2 separate regions of the Homo sapiens genome follow, and region 1 is linked to region 2. Evidence: chromatin loops called from intact Hi-C (ENCODE). Cell type or tissue: heart right ventricle. All regions are shown on one strand. Each heading gives the region's core, and the rest is flanking DNA. Links, peaks and the distances in the headings are about the cores only. Region 1 holds the start of LOC124901285 (a long non-coding RNA gene). Region 2 overlaps SLC17A4 (solute carrier family 17 member 4).

Region 1 (4,396 bases), core at 244-4,243, 59 kb before region 2:
AGACTCCTCTGCCCCTCTCCAACCTAAGTGGTTGGGCCCTCACCAGGTTATCCTAGCTACTCCCACAGAGGCAAAGCTAACATCTTTTCCACACTGGACACACCATTCCAAACTAAAAAGAGCACCAGATCCACATTCAGCAATTTCCTCACCCCCAAAATATTCTTCCTCCCTCACAGGACCAACCTCACTGCACTTAAAAATTCCTGAAGTTGCCAATCCAGAAGGCCCTAGTCCATAACACTCTCCAACTCCAGTTGTAAATCTTTTATCTCATATCTTGTTTCAGATATTTCCTGGTATTCCCTACCCAGATCCCTGAATAGTCAACTCCAATTTCTCACATTAATCCAGGAGCTATGGCTGCAGGGCCTTCCAAATATTCACTCCTTCTCAAATCTCCTTTTTCTCCTTTTGTCTTCTTTGTCTGTGGGGTACTCTAAGTTCCCCCCACCCCACCCAACCTCTGGCAGTCAGGCCCCCGTCGTCAACCTCACACATTGCCTCTTAAATCAGTCACACACCCGTCTTTCTTCCAACTGTTAAATTTGTTAGTCCACACAAATCCAGAAGTTCACTGCCCTTTCTGTTAACCTAACTACATAACCCTGGTCCAGAATAAACCTGCATCTTACCTACTCAGCCAATCCACTCCTGAAATCTGTTTATAATCTTTCTCAGCTAAACACCTTTCCCTCCAATCTATCAAATCCACTCACATCATCACACATAGGGTCGTCACCATCCTTCACCTCATAACCTCTAAACTAAACATGTTACAAGCCCGATTCCATAAAACACCTCTTATCAATCCCTCCCCTCTGTGCTGGCCCAGCTTTTCATGTATCCAACCCAAGGTTACCCCCTGGTAAAAAAAATGCACACACAATTCCCTCAACTGCAATCTATATCCTTCTGCCCCATCAGGGCCACAATGGCTGTTAGTTAACAAAAACCCATTTCTCTCTCTCTCTCCAAAACCAAACAGCCTTCACATCCTCCCACACCAACATTCCCTATCAGACCCTCACAGGGGCTTCCCTTGCTAATAGCTATTCAACCTGGAGAAACAAAATGTCGGAACAAAAAGTTTGTCCGGGATTCAACCCCTATCTATCTTCTCATAGCTCGCTACATTCACTTACAACTTTTGCCTCTCAATCCCCGGTCTTTTCTTTCTGTATGGCACAAACTCTTATCTTTGCTTGCCGGCAATTTGGTCAAGAACGTACACCCTGGTTTCAATCTTCAAACATTAGCATTTTGCTAAACAACCAGACCATCCAGGTTCCTTTGGTAGCTTCTGTTTCATCTTCCTCCACACGCACTAAGCGGGCTCTACATCTTATTCCTCTGGTAACAGGATTAAGCATCTCAGATGCACTTGGCACTGGAATAGCAAGTATATCAACCTCAACTTCCCTATATTGAAAAAATCTCTACAGTCCTCTATAATACCTTAGAGGACATGCATACTTCCATTGCAAGCCTCCCAAGGCAGATAAACTCTCTTGTGGGAGTCATTCTCCAAAACCAAAGGGTCCTAGACCTGCTAATCACTGAAAATGGGGGCACATGTGTATATCTCCAAGAAGAATGCTTTTTAATGTTTATGAATCTGGTATTGTTCGCGAAGAAGCCCATGGGCTCCGTAACAGGGATGCAGAAATCCAACATCAAGTCACTAACTCTTGGTAGCACGGGTCATCCCTCCTAAAGTATACGCCTTGGGTAACCGCTTTCTTAGGACCCCTAACCTTCCTCCTCCAAATACTAACAATTGGCCCATGTGTACTCACCTGCATATCCTGCTTTATCTCCCGAAGGCTGAACTCCCTTGTCCAGGCAACCACCCAGAAACCCATTGATGCCATCCTTCTCCTCTGCCAAGTTTGGTATCAGCAGCTCCAGGAAAACAACTCTGAAGTTGGACACCCACTACTTCAAAACCCCAACCCTGATAACAGAGCCCCTGTTCAGCAGGAAGCAACCAGATAGTCAACAACACCCCTTTCCCTTTTATATTAAAGTAGAAGGCAAGAATGTTAGTCCAAACTACACCACTTTGTAAGCCTCCCCCACCGCCATTTCTCAGACCTTGGTCAAAGTGAAACATTCCATGGGGGTTTGGGCCATAAGAAACAGCCTGCCTCTTATCATATTCTGCTGGGAGAAAGTGTGAAAGTGCAAAGAACACCACATTCAGCCGGAAAAAGGGCTAGAACGGCCTCATCCTGGGAACACGTAATCAACATTTTCCCAGGCATTAGGCCGCGCCCCTGCCAGATCCCTCCTGCCCAGAGCTATAAATTGCCCCAGTCTTTAAGCAGCGGTGGGCCCTGACATTAAGCTGGTCTCCCACATCTGTAGGTCTAATGCTGGACATAAAGCCAGCATTTGCTGTTAAGCCAGTCTCTCTCTCTCTCTCTCTCTCTCTCTCTCTGTGTGTGTGTGTGTGTGTGTGTGTGTGTATGTCTTTCTTTAACCCATGCCTTCCCTTCAAAACCTGATACCCTGTAGCCAACCACTGATGGATACTGGCATATAAATACTCTAACTTCTGTACCTTTGGTTAGGATGAATCTGAGGTGCAGACTACACTGTTCCCACTGCTCTCTTGTAGCATTAGTCCAAAATTACCTTCCTCCAGACTTGGCTTGTTTTTGTACCCTTGTTTGGTCTCCTTTCTTTCCCTGCCCACTTCCCAACCTCCTTACTATTTTTGTTGTTGGTTTGTTTTCCCGAAAATACCATTACATCACTTTAACATTAATCTTCATCTCAGGATCTGTTTCTGGGGAAGGCAGCAGTTGATTTTGGCAATCCTATTAGTATTATTTTCATGTTAATACAGGCATGCTATAATAAAGCAAAAAAGTATATTCATTGGGAACAAAGATATTCAACAAAAGAGAAATATGTAAGACTATAAAATCAAAGGAATTTTGAGAATAGCCCTAATCCTAAATTTGAATTAGAAATACAAGGAAAAAATTATAATTTCTTTTCAAAAAAATACCCTTTTCAAGTTCTTCCACTGAAAACATCTAAAAGCAGTGAGAGCCAGGAACAATGAGCACTTAGTGTTCAGAGTGTGGTCTCTAAACATTATTTCCTGCTGAAAGGAGCCAGCACTTCCTAAGAAAGCCCAGATCTGATAATAGAAAAGAAAAAAAAGAAAATATATAAGAGGAAGCTGGAAAGTTTTTTGTGTGTTGGAAGACAAGAAAGCTATTCAAGACCACAAGAGTCATATCATAATGACATGGAAATCAGCTTGAAGGGACTCCCACTGACCAAAGAAGGAACAATTGGAGCATCGAAAAGGAATAAGAACTGCAATAGACTGTAAAACATCAAATAAAATCCATGAGGTCATAATAGTACTTGGTCATTTTTGCTAAGACACTAACTTATTTTAGAACTTTATCAAGTAACTATGGTAACTTTCCTATTAAATCTGTATTTCCAGCTTACCAAATGTTTGATAAAGTAAATTTCCTTTTTTATAAAAAAATTCTAGCTCATAAATGAAGGAGACATGATAGAATTAGAAAATCACTATTTTATAACTTCTTTTTTTTTTTTTTTTTCGAGACGGAGTCTCGCTCTGTCACCCAGGCTGGAGTGCAATGGCGCAATCTCTGCTCACTGCAAGCTCCGCTTCCCGGGTTCATGCCATTCTCCTGCCTCAGCCTCCCGAGTACCTGGGACTACAGGCGCCTGCCACCATGCCCGGCTAATTTTTTGTATTATTAGTAGAGACGGGGTTTCACCGTGTTAGCCAGGATGATCTCGATCTCCTGACCTTGTGATGCACCCGCCTCGGCCTCCCAAAGTGCTGGGATTACAGGCATGAGCCACCGCGCCCGGCCCATTTTATAACTTCTAATCAAATGATAGATCTAGGCAACATTTACTAACTGTAGCTAAAAGCCATAGGTGAAATGTTGGTGAAAACTTTATTAATAAGTCAGGCTAAGAATATCTGAAACTACTGATTAATCTTACTACCACTAAAAGTGAGACAACCTGCTATTATGTGCCTCCCAACACGGAGCGATAGTACCCTGTATCATCCCATATCCCTGTGAATTGTTTTTGTGCTGAATCTAACCAAGCCTCTATATAAACCTCACGGTTTGCAGGATGTAAGGAAATACAAAAATATATCAAATAATCCTAAAAGCGAGCTATTAGCCAAACCAATTAGGAGAGACACTCTGCAAGGGATCCTGTTTTATTGTTGTTGTTTTTAAGTAATGGCAAATGTAAACTGGGAGAGGGGATTATTATAAAATAAGAGACATGACAGCCGTAACAATTAAGCGCCATTATGTGGATCCTATTCAAATCCTCACTTAAATCAAGCAAATATAAAGGACACAATTTTGAA
Region 2 (4,396 bases), core at 174-4,173:
CGCAACTCCCTTGTGATTCTCAGTTCTCGGTCCCAAGGTCTGGCTTCCTCTTTTGCTTTGGAAAGAAATTGTCCCCAGCCCCTGATGCTTTTACTAGGATAACAGTGGAAGAGTGGAGAACACAGAAATCTCAACACACCTATGCTTTTAGTAGCTTGCAGTTAAATAACTAGCGTGTTTTCTTCCCCTGTAAAATTTCCAGGCATGGTAAAATCTTTAGCGTTACATAGTCAGGGTCTAGCTAATGGCTTATCAGTCAAGCAGGCATGAAAGAGAAATGTCTGTGAGGGAAAACAATGATGAACTAAGCACCAGGATCTAGCACATCTCTCGGTTTGCTCAGAGGTGGGTGAATGTCTGCTCTTTAGCCCAGTCCTGCACATCTGCTCGGCCAAAGATGAGGTAGAAAACCAGGCCCGATATGTTAACAGCAGCTGAAAGCAAGAAGACATTTCTCCAACCAAACTCTGAATCCTGGAGGCAGAAAATTACAAGTTATTAACGGTCACCCAATTCCTGTCCCTCTTGGTTCAGAAAGGCTTTGGCTCTGTGTCCTCCTGCTCCCTCCCCGACCTCCACTCTGGCTTCCATGGGCTTCCCAGTTGGTCCTAGAATACTCAAGTACATTTCTGCCATGAGTCCAAAGCACTGGGCATTTCCTTGGCTGGAACGCTCCTCCTCCAGATACCTATTTGTCTCACATCTTCACTCCCTTTCAGTCCTTGCTTAAGTGTTCTTTTTAAGCAAGTGATTACGGTGAGTCCTTCCTTGATCATTGTAGTTAGAAATTCCACCCCTTGTGCTTTATTCTCCTCTTAGCATTTGCTAAGCATTTGCTATTCTCCTGTTACCATTCAATATGTCATATATTTTACTTCCATAGATTTCTTTCTGTTTCTTTTCTACAATATAGGTTTCACAAGGGAAGGAATTGTGTTTCATTCACTTAAATAGCACGTAGCACATACTACTGTTTAATATTTATTGAATGAATGAATGAATAAGTCATTGAATGACAGGAGAAACAAGAGCAGTTTGAGAATTTCCATTTTAAACAACCATTTCCTGACAGTATGCTAGTGCCTGGGAGGGAACTGAAGCTTCAAGAAAAGAGAAGGGACTTGATTTCATAAAGAATACTCTTTCTTTGTTATTCTTCATTTATTTTTCTGATTTACCAGTGAAAAACCACAGGAAAGTCATTCTTTAACTTTCCTGTGGTTTTTCACCAGTAAGTGAATGGTATATGGCAGTGTTTTTTTCCAGTAAATGAAGTATATGGCAGAAAATAAGAATGCCACATACTTCTTTATTCATGTAAAGTTTATACCAGTAAGATTCTTAGGAAACTTAAGAATCTTAAGTTTCTTTAATTCTTAAGTCATCATGTAAATTAGTTTATTTTTGACTACTTTAAAAGCATCTTCTAGGATACAAGGCCGTGCATATGTGAAAAAACCATGCCTCTATAGGTTTCTTTTATGAATATTCATCAGAACATTTGACCTCACCTGACTGATGAAAAATCCAGCAGCAGTAGGAGAGATGGCTCCAGCTATGTGTGCAAAGACTTGCAATAGTCCTTTGAGAAAGCCAGTGTACCTGAGAGAGAGAGATGGTACTCTATTATAACCAAGTATACCTACGTTTGAAAGTCTCAATACCCGGGAGAGGGAGGCAAATATTCCTGTGCAAACAAAGGGTTAATATCAGCTGGTCTGCTGCAACTCTGTGCTTACCTCTGGAGATGACTGGAATTGTGTAAGCCTTGGTGAAACCTGAATGAAATGTACTGACCAATGATTAGTATAATCCTGTGCTAGGGACTGGTACTCCCAAGGGGGTAACCTCTATTAACTTGTCAACATTGTTTATGCAAGATGGTCAGATTGATGGTCTGCACCTGGTTTGTAAGGTTTTTGTTGTTGTTGTTGTTGTTGTTGTTGTTGTTGTTGTTGTTGTTTTGGCTTCTGCTGTTGAGTCTGATCTTGTAACTTTTATACCCTCCGTGGGTATAAAAGACCCCTCACCAGATGAGACGTCGGCTCCCCTGTGACAAGGGCATCTCTCACATTTCTTGGTGGTTCATTATCTGAAGATGAAGGATGTCCTGTTGACTGGGACAGCACCCTGGGAGCTATGTTTGGAAGTCTCAGTCAACTGTTTTTACTGTATCAGAGACAGATATTTCTCCTGCAGTCCTGTGTCCTTTGCCTTCATTAAAGATTTTCATGAGCATACCCTATAGAATCTCAAGATTTCTTTCAGTGATTCCGCCTTAGGCAAGTGCTGCATTCCTCAACAGAGAGAGGTTTGTGTGAGTCTCCCTCAGTTGACTCTGAGCATGGCCACTGACTCCTCTTGTTCACGCCCAGAAAAACTAAGTTCACAATGGTCCACCAGCTTTGAGTCTCTTCCAGGAATTATTTAGATGTAGGATGTAGAGCTGGTGCTGACATTTCCTGCAACCTGTTGTACCTGCCACATTTTACTTTCACATCAGAGTAGATTTAGGGCTGCTAGACTTGAATTGAGTGTCTGAAAGGATGAGGCAAAAGAGGTCCCTACCGAGGAGCAATATCCAAGAAGTTAACAAGGGCTCCTGATTCACAGAAGCTGCTGATGGCAGAAGACAGCACCAAGAAGGTCATGGTCATGCTGTGGCTGGATCTGACCCAGGGCAGGGACACGAGGATCACGGATGGGAAGAGAACCCCTGGGGTAGGAGGACAAACACAGAGTAAACTGAAGGCTGCTCTGAGCTTCCCACGTTCACCCCTGTGTCCAGTCTCTCCCTTACCAATGGCAGTGAAGAGTTTCCTGATGGTGATGAGTCTGAGGATTTTTCTGGAGAGAAGAAAGTCTGCCAGTAGACCTCCAAGGATAATGCAGATACATCCAACAACAAACGGCAAGGCAGACAGGATCCCACTCTGAGGACCAGAGACTAGGTCAGGTGCATGTGCCCTTACCACCCCCACCACGACACAGACAACCTTGGACAGACTGTCCACATTTGTGGCTTTTCTTTATATACGCATCACTTTTAATACAAATTCCATGTTACTATAATGAGCCAATATACTTTTAGTATGTATATGTTCATAGCTCTGCTTGCAAAAAAAAAAGAACAAGGCTCTCTTTATATATAAAAATCACCTGGAAATAAATATTTAAAAGACCAAAACCCAGTACAAAAATAGGCAAAGGGTAATAACAGACAATTTAAAAAAGAAAAGAAGAAAAAAAGAAAAATAAGTGGCTCCTAAACATGTTAAAAGGTATCCAACTTTACTCATAATGAAAGAAATACAAAGTAAAACTATGGTGAGATATTATTTTTCATGGATCAAATTGGCAAAAACACCCATTTTTTTTTGGCATGCTCTGTGCTAACACTGTGGAGAATCAGGTTCTCACAAATATTACTGGTGCTCTATTGAGGGCAATTTGACAACAAATATAAAAGTTTATAGTGCATTTACCCTTTGACTCAATAATCTCATATGCAGAAATTTACTCCACAGAGGGTTGCACAAAGGTATGAGAAATGAACAAGGTTTTCACTGCAGCATTGCTCAAAGATGGGAAACAATCCAAATACTGCTCAGCAAGGTTCTCATGTACTGATATGAAGATTTCCATGACATATTAATTGGCAAAAACCTAGTATATAAGCATAGCGGCATATTACTAAGTATACTGTTTTGTATTTTAAAAGTTGGGAAAATAAGAATACACATTCATGTATGCTTGCATTCTCATAAAGAAACAAAGAAAGAATATATATAGGAAATTTAGGCCAGCCATGGTGGCTCACACCTGTAATCCCAGCACTTTGGGAGGCTGTAGTGGGAGGATCACTTGAGCTCAGGAGTTCGAGACCAGCCTAGCCAATATAACAAGACCTCATCTCCACAAAAAATTAGCCAGGCATGGTGGTACACGCCTGTGGTCCCAGCTACTCAGGAGGCTGAGGTAGGAGGATTGCTTGAGCCTGGGAGGTCGAAGCTTTAGTGAGCCATGAGTGAAACACTGCACTCCAGCCTGGGCAACACAGTGAGACGTTGTCTCAAAAGAAAGAAAGAAAAAGAAAAAAGACATAGAAAGAATTATCATTGGAATGGGCTGGGAGGACAGGGCAGATTAGGAACAGTAATGAAAGAAAGATTTTTCAGTCTTTCTATTTTTTTTTTAGACAGAGTTTAGCTCTTGTTGCCCAGGCTGGAGTGCAATGTCATAATCTCGGCTCACTGAAACCTCCACCTCACCAGCTCAAGCGATTCTCATGCCTCAGCCTCCTAAGTAGCTGGGACTACAGGCAGATGCCACAACACCTGGCTAATTTTTTGTAGTTTTAGTAGAGACAGGGGGTTCACCATGTTGGCCAGGCTGG

The links. Peaks named below come from ENCODE experiments on the same cell type or tissue, not always from the same donor. Only the 100,000 strongest peaks of a DNase experiment are listed, where the experiment ranks them.
Region 1: it touches region 2 in a loop (4-fold over the local background); 1 of 110 quality-filtered maps calls a loop at or near these places.

Annotation. Positions count from the first base shown.
Region 1 is chr6:25,833,936-25,838,331 of GRCh38, reverse strand. LOC124901285 (a long non-coding RNA gene) reads right to left here and starts at 2,178. Exons shown (of 2, transcript XR_007059518.1): 1 at 1,800-2,178. In heart right ventricle, for the core only: no CTCF peak of the experiment used is centred there; a DNase peak (open chromatin) is centred at 2,276; H3K27ac peaks cover 566 bases; H3K27me3 peaks cover 527 bases.
Region 2 is chr6:25,775,132-25,779,527 of GRCh38, reverse strand. SLC17A4 (solute carrier family 17 member 4) reads right to left here. Exons shown (of 12, transcript NM_005495.3): 9 at 2,801-2,933; 10 at 2,569-2,716; 11 at 1,512-1,602; 12 at 1-474. The coding sequence ends at 340. It also overlaps a transcript of SLC17A1 not described here. Among named protein-coding and RNA genes, the nearest start is that of SLC17A4, 23 kb to the right of the region's middle. In heart right ventricle, for the core only: no CTCF peak of the experiment used is centred there; no DNase peak of the experiment used is centred there; H3K27me3 peaks cover 607 bases.